Linked DNA regions of Homo sapiens: region 1 is linked to region 2. A link is a loop called in an ENCODE intact Hi-C map of the cell type or tissue named here. Cell type or tissue: CD4-positive, alpha-beta T cell. All regions are shown on one strand.

Region 1 (8,000 bases), 200 kb before region 2:
AAATCTCACAAGATTACCAAGGATGATGATTGAGAAAGCATAGAGAGCAAAGTTATGAGTCAGAAATACAAACTTCTTGTGGAAAATGACTGAAACAAATCCTTCATACAGTATCATATTTCATGACAAAATTAGATTAAGAAAATCCCATCACATGCAGAGGAAAATAACTGTGACTTGCTAGCTTCTCTATCTTCAAATAAGCTTATGCTGAAGATAGAAAATCAAGGAAGCAGACAAAATGTTGAAAATTCCATAAGAGACTGCACGACAAAGCTGGCATATGAGGCCGTTGTGATCTTATATTTACTAATATTACTGTTCTAACAAGCTCCTCAGTGCGATATTCTGAAACATTACCATCTGGCAGAAATCAAAAGTAAATGTCTCAAAATTCACTACATACCCTGAAAGAGAATTTAAAGAGACAATTATATATTCAGTATCTTCAAATCCATGGAAATACCTGTTACACTGAATTGGTTCTAGGATATGGTACAACAATGAATTTTGTGAGGATTAAAAATGCCTTCATGGGATGGAAGATTATCATATCTCTACTTCCAATGCAAATGAGAGACTAGTTCCTAAATCACATACTATAGTATCACTATTTTGCATATACTCATGAAATAGTACTTCCAGAGACAGAAAATCAAGTTGCCCTAAAAATGACATCACGAAGGGCTCACTCGTATAAAAATGGCTGCAATAGCCTGACAGCCTTACCACAAAAGGTTACCTCAGGCAAGAAAATGATATATGTGATCATTTTACCAAATGTTTTGTCATGACATAATGAGTTGCCATTTTTCTGTTTCCTGTAACACTTTCCTTGCCCCCTCCCCTACCTACATGGTTTTTGTTCCATCAACACCTCACTTCTAGGTACCAGTAATTGAGTCAGTTTTTGCTGTGGTAACGCTGCAGAAAAACAAGCTAAATGTATTTATTTTCACAATACATGTGGCTTCAGGCTGCAGATGACTGAGGGCTGGCTCTATGTGTCTTCTCTTCTTAGTTTGGGACTTGGTCGAAAGAGCCACCTCTCACTGCACATGCTGTTCTATCATGGCAGAAGATGGGAACAGCAAGCTGTGATGAATCAAGCAATTGTGCTTAAAGTTTTTGTGCAGAATTGGCACATTGCTACTTCTGCTCACATCCTGTTGGCCAACGTGTGTCATAATATCACATGGCCAACCCCCAAAATCAAGGAGGTGAAGAGAAATACTCCTTTCATAGTGACCACCTTACACGACAAAGGGCGGGGGTGGGATATTCTATTACAAAGAGGGGCTGGGCGTGGTGGCTCACACCTGTAATCCCAGCACATTGGGAGGCCGAGGCAGGTGGATCACTTGAGGTCAGGAGTTCAAAACCAGCCTGGTCAACATGGTGAAACCCCATCTCTACTAAAAATACAGAAATTAGCTGGGCGTGGTGGTACACACCTATAATCTCGCTACTCTGGAGGCTGAGGCACGAGAATCGGTTGAGCCTGGGAGGCAGAGTTTGCAGTGAGCTGAGATTGTGCCACTGCACTTCAGCCTAGATGACAGAGTGTGACTCTGTCTCAAACAAAAACCAAACCAAAGGAAAAGAAAACCCCAAAATCAAACAGGGAGCAAGGAGTTGGAAACAATTATCTAATCTATTGTCACTTCAAAATAGTTCCTTATTTCAGGGTGACATTAGTTCATTCATTCATGAATTCAACACTTATTGAGTACCAAATATATACTGGATATTGCTCTTAGTGCTTGGACTACATCAGCAGACAAAACAGACAAAGCCTTCTCTCATGAGGTTTATATTCTAGCTGATATTTCTAAATAGAATATTGGAACCTACACTTCAGGTTTGCTTGCTATTGTCCATGAAGTTAGGTTTGGTGGTGATCTTTCACTTGCTGTTGGACTGCTCTTTTTTTTGTTTTGTTTTAAAATGATTCTACCTCTGCCTCAGCAATGCTATTTATGAACATTTTGAAGTAGGAAGTGATGCCAGATTATAATTACATGGGTTTATATATGTGAATTCTCTAAAATGTTGCCAGATGATGTTATGTAAAAATGTTAAGTATAAATTGGGAGCTGAAATAATGCCCAGAGAAATATTTGTTATCCACACTAACCAAAATTTTGAAAAAGCGTACAAAATATTATTAGAATGAAGAAGATCTAGCATTCGATAGCACAACAGGGTGACTATAGTCAATAATAATTTATTGTACATTTAAAAATAAAAGAGTAAAACTGGATTGTAACACAAAGGATAAATGCTTCAGGGGATGAGTACTCCATTTCCCTGATGTGATTATTACACATTGCATGCCTGTGTCAAAATATCTCATGTACCCCATAAATATGTACACCTATGTACCTACAAAAATTAAAAATTAAAAGAGTAACAAAACAGAGGAAGGAAAGAAACAGAAGACACCATCTGAAAAGGCAGAGATCCAGCATACAGAGAAGATGGGGAGTTAGACTTTCTATGTCCCTTCCTAAGTCATACGTTCACTCATGATTCAGTTATTTATCCAGTGCTTCTTTCGCATCTCCTACTATGTTCCCTGTTCTCTCGTAGGTGCTGGGAATACAGTAGTATGCAAAAGGGACAAATCTTGACTTCATGAAGCCTATGTTTTAGCGGAGGGAGAAAACAAGTAATTAAGTAAAATACGTAAGATGCCAGATGATGCAGCAGTTTGGAAAGTAAAGGTCATTGTCAAAATGGTGAGAAGAGTCTAATTAACTTAATGTAGTTAATAAAGAGCTTAATAAAGGTTAGTAATTAATAAAACAGTGCTTAAAGCACAAGGGATATGCTATGCCCTGGAGCTAGTAACAGGGAGGAGCTCTTAACACCTGAAAGTAAGGAGAGGGAGAAGTTACTCAGAGAAGGGAGCTGAAGGGAGAGAGCTGCTTGATAGGGAGTGTGGTCCTCACAAAAGGGAGGCAACCAGCTGGCCATGGTGGCTTACACCTGTAATCCTAGAACTTTGGGAGTCCAAGGCAGATGGATCACCTGAGGTCAGGAGTTCAAGACCAGCCTGGCCAGCATGGTGAAACCCCGTCTCTGCTAAAAAAAAAAAAAAAAAGGCACAAAAATAATTAGCTGGGCATGGTGGCACGCGCCTGTAGTCCCAGCTACTCAGGAGGCTGAGGTAGGAGAATCACTTGAACCCGGAAGGCAGAGGTTGCAGTGAGCCGAGATCACGCCACCGCCTCCAGCCTGGGCGACAGAGCAAGGCTCCATCTCAAAAAAAAAAAAAAAAAAAAAAAAGAGGGAGGCAGCTAACACACCGGGACTTGGCAGGAGCGGAGCTGGGAGAATAAATTCCCAACCTCTTTCTCTTCCCTCCTTGGATCTCGTTCTGCTGCCTTTTATTGGTCAAACCCGACAGGAAGCGGAAGGACAGCAGAGCTTGTTGATGGAGAGCATCCGGTCAGCCTCCTGGTACACGTGGCAGGGCTGAGACGGTGGCAAGTGAATATGGGGCTGGGGCTGGAAGACATCCGGGGCAGATGACGGTAAGTGCTATGGTGAAAAATAAAGTAGGAAAGAGAGACAAGGAGGAAATACGGTAAGGGACTGACATTTTGAAATAGGGGGCTCAGAGGAGGCCTAAATCAACAAGATTGTGATATTTAAGCAAAGACTTGGAGGCTGAGGAATCTGAGGAAAGAGTATTTCAGGCAAGGGAATGCAGATGAGAAGTCTCTGAAGCAAAACATTCCCTTGGGGCTGGAATGGAGTCCAGCTGCAGCCACAGCGGGGATGAAAGCAGTCAGCGAACTGCCCCAAGTGGAGCAGCTTCTGTGACCTCTCCACTTTGGGGTCTGAGTGGGCACCGCTCCTACCTGTTCTCTGCCTTGTGAGCACCTGGGAGAGACTCTTAGGGTGTAAGTGAGGAGGGGTGGTAGTGGGGCTCTATCTCTTGTGCCATGACCCTGAAGAAAAGAACCTTTGTCCTTTTGAAATGGCATCGTTTGTGTGGGATAAAACTTGAGGTTCATTGTCTAATGCCAAGGAAATCGAAGACGCTGACAAACACAAGGAGTGAGTTTAAGAGAAGAGGCTTAATAGGTGAAAGAAAGAGAAAAGAGAAAAGCTCTGTCTCCTGCAGAGAGAGATGGGTTTCCGAGTGGGTCTTCCAGTTTTGTGGTGAAATGCACGGGGTTTTATAGACGAGCTTGAGGATGCGGTGTCTGCTTTACATAGGGCCTGAGATATTGGTCGGACCAGGTGTGCTGTTTGCATAGCACACGAAGAAACTGGCCGCCCCACCCTAATCTTTTATTATACAAATGGGTTCCCTACCTGGCTAATGCCATGTTGCCTGCTTCTTTACTGTACACGTGGTTGACAAAAGGGAAGATGCAGCCTCCATGTTGAACATGCCTGGCTCCCATTGTAGCCTTTTCCTGTTGGCACAGCTGCCAGCATTCACCCGTGCGAGCTTCTAGCTTGCTTTTCTATGCTTGCAGCTTGATTTTTCAGGCTGCTCTTTGTTAGAAAAGAAATGATTTGGGGGTTGCTTTTGCATTAAAAGAGAAACCTTGCCAAGGACTCTCTTTCCCTCACTATCTGCCTTAATAATTTCTTTCTAGCTCCTGTATCACTTTCTCTCCCTCTCCCTATCTTTCAAATTTTCCTTGGTTAATAGAGGCAGATGAAGGAATAAAGCAATCTTTTAGAGATGCAATGTTTCTGACTTTTCTTCTTAATTTCTAAGCAGATTTGAAGAAAATTACCTGATTTATGTATGTATGTTTGTATTTATTTCTATTTTTTTGAGATGGAGTTTTGCTCTTATCGCCCAGGCTGGAGTGCAATGGTGTGATCTCGGCTCACTGCAACCTCTGCCACCTGGGTTCAAGTGATTCTCCCGCCTCAAGCCTCCTAAGTAGCGCCTGCCACAACATCCAGCTAATTTTTGTATTTTTAGTAGAGACAGGGTTTCACCATATTGGCCAGGTTGGTCTGCAGCTCCTGACCTCAGGTGATCCACCCACCTCAGCCTCCCAAAGTTCTGGGATTACAGGCATGAGCCACTGCACCTGGCCAAATTACCTGTTTCAGAGAAAACTATTGAGAACCTTAGAATTTTAAAATTTAACCTCCCCCCCCACCCACCCCATTCCTGTGAAGATATATGTGAGGACAGGAGGGGAGCTATAGCAAGAAACTCATCCTCTCACTTGTGCCATGGTGTGTACACCATTCTTTTCTGAAACACAGAGAACTGTACTGAAAGATATAATAACATATTTTTCGAATTGACTTTTCCATGGTGACACTAAAGTGAGTATGATAGAATTGTAAGAGGAAAAAAGCAATTCTGAGCAGTTGACCCTGTCTTTAGAGAAAATGTAGGCATTTTACTCATCTATTTTATCTGCTTAAATCATATGGATCAAATAAAATCTTAGGTACAAAGGGTGAAAATGCTTGTCAGAAGCCTTCATAAGAATAAATTACTATTCAATAGAAAGTAACGATGCTGTGACTGTGTCTAGATTTTTAAGAGGATTTTGGGTTATTATTCATGTCTCCATTGGGCCTACACAGACTTTATTATTGATCCTTCAACAGCAGGAAAATAAAAGCAGCAGAAGTGTTAAATGTATAGAAAAATTATCTTTCATGAATTATGAAGAATATTCCCATGAATAACATTACGATATGATCTGCCAGGAGAAAAGCGAGAAAGTCAGATTTTCTTGGAGTGATTTTTCTAAAACAATCATTAGTTTGATGTTTAAATGTTTTGAATTTCTGATTTCCATTTCTTTAGAATGCAGTAGAAATTACAGATTATTCCTTTACCGCCTTTTAAAATGTAAAGTCAGTCTGTAGTCTATAAATTGGGTTTCCTTTGAATCCACAACTACACTAGAGTGAAAGGTATATTACCACTTTGATTTCTGTTCAAGAAAGAAATATATTCAGTATTATAAAGAGAAATTGAAGCAGGCTGCTGGATAGTATATCTGATTTGTGACTTTCTTGGATTTGGTGACAACAGAGATGAATATTTCACTCTTAGTTTTTTAAAAAAGCTGTTGAAGTTGCATTGGCTATTAATTTTATTCTCTTCTTTCCCAGAAGAGTCTAGACTAATGCAAAATCTTCTGGAGTCATGAAAAGTAAAATGTTGTTAAAATGTCTGATTATCTGAGCGCCAGTGCTCATAAGTGCCATAAGTTGTCATTATGGAATCTGTAAACAATTAATAGAGCAGCTAACTTTCCAGAAGTTTCCTAATTCTCTTCTCATCCAGAACGATGAAATAATGCTGAGTAAATAGAGGATATGTTACATACTACTGAAACTGCATATGGGTAAGGAAGGCTGGGAAAGGATTCTGTGTTTAAAAATAAGTATGGCTGGTTGCAGTGGCTCATGCCTGTAACCTCAGCACTTTGGGAGGCCGAGGTGGGCAGATCATTTGAGGTCAGGAGTTTGAGACCGGCCTGGCCAACAGGGTGAAACCCCGTCTCTACTAAAAATACAAAAATTAGCCGGGTGTGGTGGGGCACGCCTGTAATCCTAGCTACTGGGGAGGCTGGGGCAGGAGAATCGCTTGAACCTGGGAGGCAGAGGTTGCAGTGAGCCAAAGTCGTGCCACTGCACTCCAGCCTGAGCAACAGAGTGAGACTCCTTCTCAAAAAGAAATAAGTAAATACATAGAGTAATACACTATTGTCTTGCAAACTGACACAAACCTTTTGGGCATTTATACTTCTTAGATAATTTTTTGATAGCTATAGATTATAGCTAATATTTGAAAGTATGTTTGTTGTCAACTTGACTGGGCCATGGGGTGTCCGGATGTTTGGTCAAACATTTTGGGTGTCTGTGTTTTTGGATGAAATTAACATTTAGCTTGGTAGACTGAGTAAAGCAGATTGCCCTTCTTAATGTGGATAGGCCTCATCCAATCAGTTAAGGCTTGAGTAGAACAAAAAGGCTGACTCTTCCTCAAATATGAGGGAACTACTCCCTGACTGCTTTGAGCTAGGACATTGGTCTTTTCTGGCCTTTAGACTCAGACTGAAACATTGGCTCTTCTTGGGTCTCAAGCCTGCTGCTTTCACACTGAACCTTGGCTCTCCTGGAGAGAACCTGGCTCTCCTGGTGCTCAGGACTTGGGACTCAGGCTGGAACTATACATTGGCTTTGCTGGGTCTCCAGCTTCCTGACTGCAGACCTTGGGTCTTAGACTCCGAAATTGCATGAGCAAATTACCGATTATCTGTCTGTCTGTCAGTCCGTCCATCCATCGATCCATTCGTCTGTCCATCCATCTATTTATTCTTTCATCCATCCACCCTGTTGGTTCTGTTTCTCTGGAGAATTCTGACTAATACAACACCCAAAGAAATTACACACACACACACACACACACACACACACACACACATATATATAATGTGTACATGCGTATCCCCTAGAGAAAAAGTAACTTCCTATTTTATGGATCAGGAAAGTTGAGAACATTATCCAAGAACACTTATAGAAATAGATGGACTTGGGATTTGAATCTAGGTGTGTCTGACTCCAGAGGAGACCTCTGAAGAAGACTATTATCTTTACTGGTTTGAACAATGAGCAGTTTACTTAGCAAATTGTGGATGAAATATACATGAGGAATAGTACATGAAAAAAATAATTCCTAGGGAAATTTCTATTTTGTATTTAATATTCATTCTCTTGTTCTTTAGAATATATCCTGGATCCTTAAAACAGCACAGATGAGTTAAATCTATGAATTTATTCCCAGCAAATGAGTGCTTGGGAATATGTCTGATGCATATTTGAGGGTTTAACAACTCCGCAACATGCTCTAAAAATAAAAATAACACTGCACATGCTGTACATTCACTTGTCAAATTCCTTACATCACTGTGTGAACAGTTTTGTGATTCCTGGAAATACTGACTCGAATGTTTTTCTCATTGGCCCTTACAACTCATAACAAATCCAGG
Region 2 (8,000 bases):
AAATACAAACTTCTTGTAGAAAATGACTGAAACAAATCCTTCATACAGTATCATATTTCATGACAAAATTAGATTAAGAAAATCCCATCACATGCAGAGGAAAATAATTGTGACTTGCCAGCTTCTCTATCTTCAAATAAGCTTATGCTGAAGATAGAAAATCAAGGAAGCAGACAAAATGTTGAAAATTCCATAAGAGACTGCATGACAAAGCTGGCATATGAGGCCATTATGATCTTATATTTACTAATATTACTGTTCTAACAAGTTCCTCAGTGTGATATTCTGAAACATTACCATGTGGCAGAAATCAAAAGTAAATGTCTCAAAATTCACTACATACCCTGAAAGAGAATTTAAAGAGACAGTTATATATTCAGTACCTTCAAATCCATGGAACTAACTGTTACACTGAATTGGTTCTAGGATACGGTACAACAATGAATTTTGTGAGGATTAAAAATGCCTTCATGGGATGGAAGATTATCATATCTCTACTTCCAATGCAAATGAGAGACTAGTTCCTAAATCACATACTATAGTATCACTATTTTGCATATACTCATGAAATAGTACTTCCAGAGACAGAAAATCAAGTTGCCCTAAAAATGATGTCACAAAGGGCACACTCGTATAAAAATGGCAGCAATAGCCTGACAGCCTTACCACAAAAGGTTACCTCAGGCAAGAAAATGATATATGTGATCATTTTACCAAATGTTTTGTCATGACATAATGAGTTGCCATTTTTCTGTTTCCTGTAACACTTTCCTTGCCCCCTCCCCTACCTACATGGTTTTTGTTCCATCAACACCTCACTTCTAGGTACCAGTAATTGAGTCAGTTTTTGCTGTGGTAACGCTGCAGAAAAACAAGCTAAATGTATTTATTTTCACAATACATGTGGCTTCAGGCTGCAGATGACTGAGGGCTGGCTCTATGTGTCTTCTCTTCTTAGTTTGGGACTTGGTCGAAAGAGCCACCTCTCACTGCACATGCTGTTCTATCATGGCAGAAGATGGGAACAGCAAGCTGTGATGAATCAAGCAATTGTGCTTAAAGCTTTTGTGCAGAATCAGCACATTGCTACTTCTGCTCATATCCTGTTGGCCAACCCCCAAAATCAAGGAGGTGAGGAGAAATACTCCTTTCATAATGACCACCTTACACGACAAAGGGTGGGGGTGGGATATTCTATTACAAAGGGGGGCTGGGCGTGGTGGCTCACACCTGTAATCCCAGCACATTGGGAGGCCGAGGCAGGTGGATCACTTGAGGTCAGGAGTTCAAAACCAGCCTGGTCAACATGGTGAAACCCCATCTCTACTAAAAATACAAAAATTAGCTGGGTGTGGTGGTACACACCTATAATCTCGCTACTCGGGAGGCTGAGGCACGAGAATGGCTTGAGCCTGGGAGGCAGAGGTTGCAGTGAGCCGAGATTGTGCCACTGCACTTCAGCCTAGATGACAGACTGAGACTCTGTCTCAAACAAAAACCAAACCAAAGGAAAAGAAAACCCCAAAATCAAACAGGGAGCAAGGAGTTGGAAACAATTATCTAATCTATTGTCACTTCAAAATAGTACCTTATTTCAGGGTGACATTAGTTCATTCATTCATGAATTCAACACTTATTGAGTACCAAATATATACTGGATATTGCTCTTAGTGCTTGGACTACATCAGCAGACAAAACAGACAAAGCCTTCTCTCGTGAGGTTTATATTCTAGCTAATATTTCTAAATAGAGTACTGGAACCTACAATTCAGGTTTGCTTGCTGTTGTCCGTGAAGTTAGGTTTGGTGGTGATCTTTCACTTGCTTTTGGACTGCTCTTTTTTTTGTTTTGTTTTAAAATGATTCTACCTCTGCCTCAGCAATGCTATTTATGAACATTTTGAAGTAGGAAGTGATGCCAGATTATAATTACATGGGTTTATATATGTGAATTCTCTAAAATGTTGCCAGATGATGTTATGTAAAAATGTTAAGTATAAATTGGGAGCTGAAATAATGCCCAGAGAAATATTTGTTATCCACACTAACCAAAATTTTGAAAAAGGGTACAAAATATTATTAGAATGAAGAAGATCTAGCATTCGATAGCACAACAGGGTGACTATAGTCAATAATAATTTATTGTACATTTAAAAATAAAAGAGTAAAACTGGATTGTAACACAAAGGATAAATGCTTCAGGGGATGGGTACTCCATTTCCCTGATGTGATTATTACACATTGCATGCCTGTGTCAAAATATCTCATGTACCCCATAAATATGTACACCTATGTACCTACAAAAATCAAAAGTTAAAAGTAACAAAACAGAGGAAGGAAAGAAACAGAAGACACCATCTGAAAAGGCAGAGATCCAGCATACAGAGAAGATGGGGAGTTAGACTTTCTATGTCCCTTCCTAAGTCATATGTTCACTCATGATTCAGTTATTTATCCAGTGCTTCTTTCTCATCTCCTACTATGTTCCCTGTTCTCTCGTAGGTGCTGGGAATACAGTAGTATGCAAAAGGGACAAATCTTGACTTCATGAAGCCTATGTTTTAGCAGAGGGAGAAAAACAAGTAATTAAGTAAAATACGTAAGATGCCACATGATGTTTGGAAAGTAAAGGTCATTGTCAAAATGGTGAGAAGAGTCTAATTAACTTAATGTAGTTAATAAAGAGCTTAATAAAGGTTAGTAATTAATAAAACAGTGCTTAAAGCACAAGGGATATGCTATGCCCTGGAGCTAGTAACAGGGAGAAGCTCTTCACACCTGCAAGTAAGGAGAGGGAGAAGTTACTCAGAGAAGGGAGCTGAAGGGAGAGAGCTGCTTGATAGGGAGTGTGGTCCTCACAAAAGGGAGGCAACCAGCTGGCCATGGTGGCTTACACCTGTAATCCTAGAACTTTGGGAGTCCAAGGCAGATGGACCACCTGAGGTCAGGAGTTCAAGACCAGCCTGGCCAACATAGTGAAACCCTGTCTCTGCTAGAAAAAAAAAAAAAAAAAAAAAAGGCACAAAAATAATTAGCTGGGCATGGTGGCACGCGCCTGTAGTCCCAGCTACTCAGGAGGCTGAGGTAGGAGAATCACTTGAACCCGGAAGGCAGAGGTTGCAGTGAGCCGAGATCACGCCACTGCCTCCAGCCTGGGCGACAGAGCAAGGCTCCATCTCAAAAAAAAAAAAAAAAAAAAAAAAAAAAAAAAAAAAAAGGGAGGCAGCTAACACACTGGGACTTGGCAGGAGTGGAGCTGGGAGAATAAATTCCCAACCTCTTTCTCTTCCCTCCTTGGATCTCGTTCTGCTACCTTTTATTGGTCAAACCCGACAGGAAGCGGAAGGACAGCAGAGCTTGTTGATGGAGAGCATCCGGTCGGCCTCCTGGTACACGTGGCAGGGCTGAGACGGTGGCAAGTGAATATGGGGCTGGGGCTGGAAGACATCCGGGGCAGATGACGGTAAGTGCTATGGTGAAAAATAAAGTAGGAAAGAGAGACAAGGAGGAAATACGGTAAGGGACTGACATTTTGAAATAGGGGGCTCAGAGGAGGCCTAAATCAACAAGATTGTGATATTTAAGCAAAGACTTGGAGGCTGAGGAATCTGAGGAAAGAGTATTTCAGGCAAGGGAATGCAGATGACAAGTCTCTGAAGCAAAACATTCCCTTGGGGCTGGAATGGAGTCCAGCTGCAGCCACAGCGGGGATGAAAGCAGTCAGCGAACTGCCCCAAGTGGGGCAGCTTCTGTGACCCCTCCACTTTGGGGTCTGAGTGGGCACTGCTCCTACCTGTTCTCTGCCTGTGAGCACCTGGGAGAGACTCTTAGGGTGTAAGTGAGGAGGGGTGGTAGTGGGGCTCTATCTTTTGTGCCATGACCCTGAAGAAAAGAACCTTTGTCCTTTTGAAATGGCATCGTTTGTGTGGGATAAAACTTGAGGTTCATTGTCTAATGCCAAGGAAATCGAGGATGCCGACAAACACAAGGAGTGAGTTTAAGAGTAGAGGCTTAATAGGTGAAAGAGAAAAGAGAAAAGCTCTGTCTCCTGCAGAGAGAGATGGGTTTCCGAGTGGGTCTTCCAGTTTTGTGGTGAAATGCACGGGGTTTTATAGACGAGCTTGAGGATGCGGTGTCTGCTTTACATAGGGCCTGAGATATTGGTAGGACCAGGTGTGCTGTTTGCATAGCACACGAAGAAACTGGCCGCCCCACCCTAATCTTTTATTATACAAATGGGTTCCCTACCTGGCTAATGCCATGTTGCCTGCCTCTTTACTGTACACGTGGTTGACAAAAGGGAAGATGGAGCCTCCATGTTGAACATGCCTGGCTTCCATTGTAGCCTTTTCCTGTTGGCACAGCTGCCAGCATTCACCCGTGCGAGCTTCTAGCTTGCTTTTCTATGCTTGCAGCTTGATTTTTCAGGCTGCTCTTTGTCAGAAAAGAAATGATTTGGGGGTTGCTTTTGCATTAAAAGAGAAACCTTGCCAAGGACTCTCTTTCCCTCACTATCTGCCTTAATAATTTCTTTCTAGCTCCTGTATCACTTTCTCTCCCTCTCCCTATCTTTCAAATTTTCCTTGGTTAATAGAGGCAGATGAAGGAATAAAGCAATCTTTGAGATGCAATTTTCTGACTTTTCTTCTTAATTTCTAAGCAGATTTGAAGAAAATTACCTGATTTATGTATGTATGTTTGTATTTATTTCTATTTTTTTGAGACGGAGTTTTGCTCTTATCGCCCAGGCTGGAGTGCAATGGTGTGATCTCAGCTCACTGCAACCTCTGCCACCTGGGTTCAAGTGATTCTCCCGCCTCAAGCCTCCTAAGTAGCGCCTGCCACAACATCCAGCTAATTTTTGTATTTTTAGTAGAGACGGGGTTTCACCATATTGGCCAGGTTGGTCTGGAGCTCCTGACCTCAGGTGATCCACCCACCTCAGCCTCCCAAAGTTCTGGGATTACAGGCATGAGCCACTGCACCTGGCCAAATTACCTGTTTCAAAGAAAACTATTGAGAACCTTAGAATTTTAAAATTTAACCTCCCTCCCCACCCACCCCATTCCTGTGAAGATATATGTGAGGACAGGAGGGGAGCTATAGCAAGAAACTCATCCTCTCACTTGTGCCATGGTGTGTACACCATTCTTTTCTGAAACACAGAGAACTGTACTGAAAGATATAATAACATATTTTTCGAATTGACTTTTCCATGGTGACACTAAAGTGAGTATGATAGAATTGTAAGAGGAAAAAAGCAATTCTGAGCAGTTGACCCTGTCTTTAGAGAAAATGTAGGCATTTTACTCATCTATTTTATCTGCTTAAATCATATGGATCAAATGAAATCTTAGGTACAAAGGGTGAAAATGCTTGTCAGAAGCCTTCATAAGAATAAATTCCTATTCAATAGAAAGTGATGATGCTGTGACTGTGTCTAGATTTTTAAGAGGATTTTGGGTTATTATTCATGTCTCCAGTGGGCCTACGCAGACTTTATTATTGATCCTTCAACAGCAGGAAAGTAAAAGCAGCAGAAGTGTTAAATGTATAGAAAAATTATCTTTCATGAATTATGAAGAATATTCCCGTAAATAACATCACGATATGATCTGCCAGAAGAAAAGCAAGAAAGTCAGATTTTCTTGGAGTGATTTTTCTAAGACAATCATTAGTTTGATGTTTAAATGTTTTGAATTTCTGATTTCCATTTCTTCTGAATGCAGTGGAAATTACAGATTATTCCTTTACTGCCTTTTAAAATGTAAAGTCAGTCTGTAGTCTATAAATTGGGTTTCCTTTGAATCCACAACTACACTAGAGTGAAAGGTATATTACCACTTTGATTTCTGTTCAAGAAAGAAATATATTCAGTATTATAAAGAGAAATTGAAGCAGGCTGCTGGATAGTATATCTGATCTGTGACTTTCTTGGATTTGGTGACAACAGAGATGAATATTTCACTCTTAGTTTTTTAAAAAAGCTGTTGAAGTTGCATTGGCTATTATTTCTACGATAATACCTTTCCCAGAAGAGTCTAGACTAATGCAAAATCTTCTGGAGTCATGGAAAGTAAAATGTTGTTAAAATGTCTAATTATCTGAGCGCCAGTGCCCATAAGTGCCATAAGTTATCATTATGGAATCTGTAAACAATTAATAGAGCAGCTAACTTTCCAGAAGTTTCCTAATTCTCTTCTCATCCAGAACAATGAAATAATGCTGAATAAATAGAGGATATGTTACATACTACTGAAACTGCATATGGGTAAAGAAGGCTGGGAAAAGATGCTGTGTTTGAAAATAAGTATGGCTGGTTGCGGTGGCTCATGCCTGTAACCTCAGCACTTTGGGAGGCCGAGGTGGGCAGATCATTTGAGGTCAGGAGTTCGAGAGCAGGAGAATCGCTTGAACCTGAGAGGCAGAGGTTGCAGTGAGCCAAGGTCGTGCCACTGTACTCCAGCCTGAGCAACAGAGTGAGACTCCTTCTCAAAAATAAATAAATAAATACATAGAGTAGTACACTATTGTCTTGCAAACTGACACAAACCTTTTGGGCATTTATACTTCTTAGATAATTTTTTGATAGAGATAGATTATAGCTAATATTTGAAAGTAGGTTTGTTGTCAACTTGACTGAGCCATGGGGTATCCAGACGTTTGGTGAAACATTTTGGGTGTCTGTGTTTTTGGATGAAATTAACATTTAGCTTGGTAGACTGAGCAAAGCAGATTGCTCTTCTTAATGTGGATAGGCCTCATCCAATCAGTTAAGGCTTGAGTAGCACAAAAAGGCTGACTCTTCCTCAAATATGAGGGAACTACTCCTCCCTGACTGCTTTGAGCTAGGACATTGGTCTTTTCTGGCCTTTAGACTCAGACTGAAACATTGGCTCTTCTTGGGTCTCAAGCCTGCTGCTTTCACACTGAACCTTGGCTCTCCTGGAGAGAACCTGGCTCTCCTGGTGCTCAGGACTTGGGACTCAGGCTGGAACTATACATTGGCTTTGCTGGGTCTCCAGCTTCCTGACTGCAGACCTTGGGTCTTAGACCCAAAATTGCATGAGCAAATTACCGATTATCTATCTGTCTGTCTGTCCATCCGTCCATCCATCCATCCATTCATCTGTCCATCCATCTATTTATTCTTTCATCCATCCACCCTGTTGGTTCTGTTTCTCTGGAGAATTCTGACTAATACAACACCCAAAGAAATTACACACACACACACACACACACACACACACACACACACACATAATGTGTACATGCGTATCCCCTAGAGAAAAAAGTAACTTCCTATTTTATGGACCAGGAAAGTGGAGAACATTATCCAAGAACACATATAGAAATAGATGGACTTGGGATTTGAATCTAGGTGTGTCTGACTCTAGAGGAGACCTCTGATGAAGACTATTATCTTTACTGGCTTGAACAATGAGCAGTTTACTTAGCAAATTGTGGATGAAATATACATGAGGAATAGTACATGAAAAAAATAATTCCTAGGGAAATTTCTATTTTGTATTTAATATTCATTCTCTTGTTCTTTAGAATATATCCTGGATCCTTAAAACAGCACAGATGAGTTAAATCTATGAATTTATTCCCAGCAAATGAGTGCTTGGGAATATGTCTGATGCATATTTGAGGGTTTAACAACTCCGCAACATGCTCTAAAAATAAAAATAACACGGCACATGCTGTACATTCACTTGTCAAATTCCTTACATCACTGTGTGAACAGTTTTGTGATTCCTGGAAATACTGACTCGAATGTTTTTCTCATTGGCCCTTACAACTCATAACAAATCCAGGAAGCTTCTGAGAGACTCTCTTAATGGAAATCATCTTTTAAAATGAAGAAGCTTTATCGATTAAAATAAAACAGCAAGCTCCAAACATGTGGCTCTTAGTTTTAGGTTTTATCAATACTTGTATGGCTTAGGCAAGTTTATGCATATTACTCTGATGAAGAATTCATTTTCTAGTAACAGA

What was found. A loop is a pair of places that touch in the nucleus more often than their neighbours do. Peaks named below come from ENCODE experiments on the same cell type or tissue, not always from the same donor. Only the 100,000 strongest peaks of a DNase experiment are listed, where the experiment ranks them.
Region 1: a loop joins it to region 2, with 24 times the contacts of the local background. A loop is called at or near these places in 12 of 110 quality-filtered maps.

Annotation. Positions count from the first base shown.
Region 1 is chr12:63,733,704-63,741,703 of GRCh38, reverse strand. No RefSeq gene overlaps it. Among named protein-coding and RNA genes, the nearest start is that of RXYLT1, 42 kb to the left of the region's middle. In CD4-positive, alpha-beta T cell, no CTCF peak of the experiment used is centred here; no DNase peak of the experiment used is centred here.
Region 2 is chr12:63,538,579-63,546,578 of GRCh38, reverse strand. It overlaps LOC105369797 (a long non-coding RNA gene), which reads left to right. Exons shown (of 4, transcript XR_945017.2): 4 at 959-1,104. Among named protein-coding and RNA genes, the nearest start is that of DPY19L2, 130 kb to the left of the region's middle. In CD4-positive, alpha-beta T cell, no CTCF peak of the experiment used is centred here; no DNase peak of the experiment used is centred here.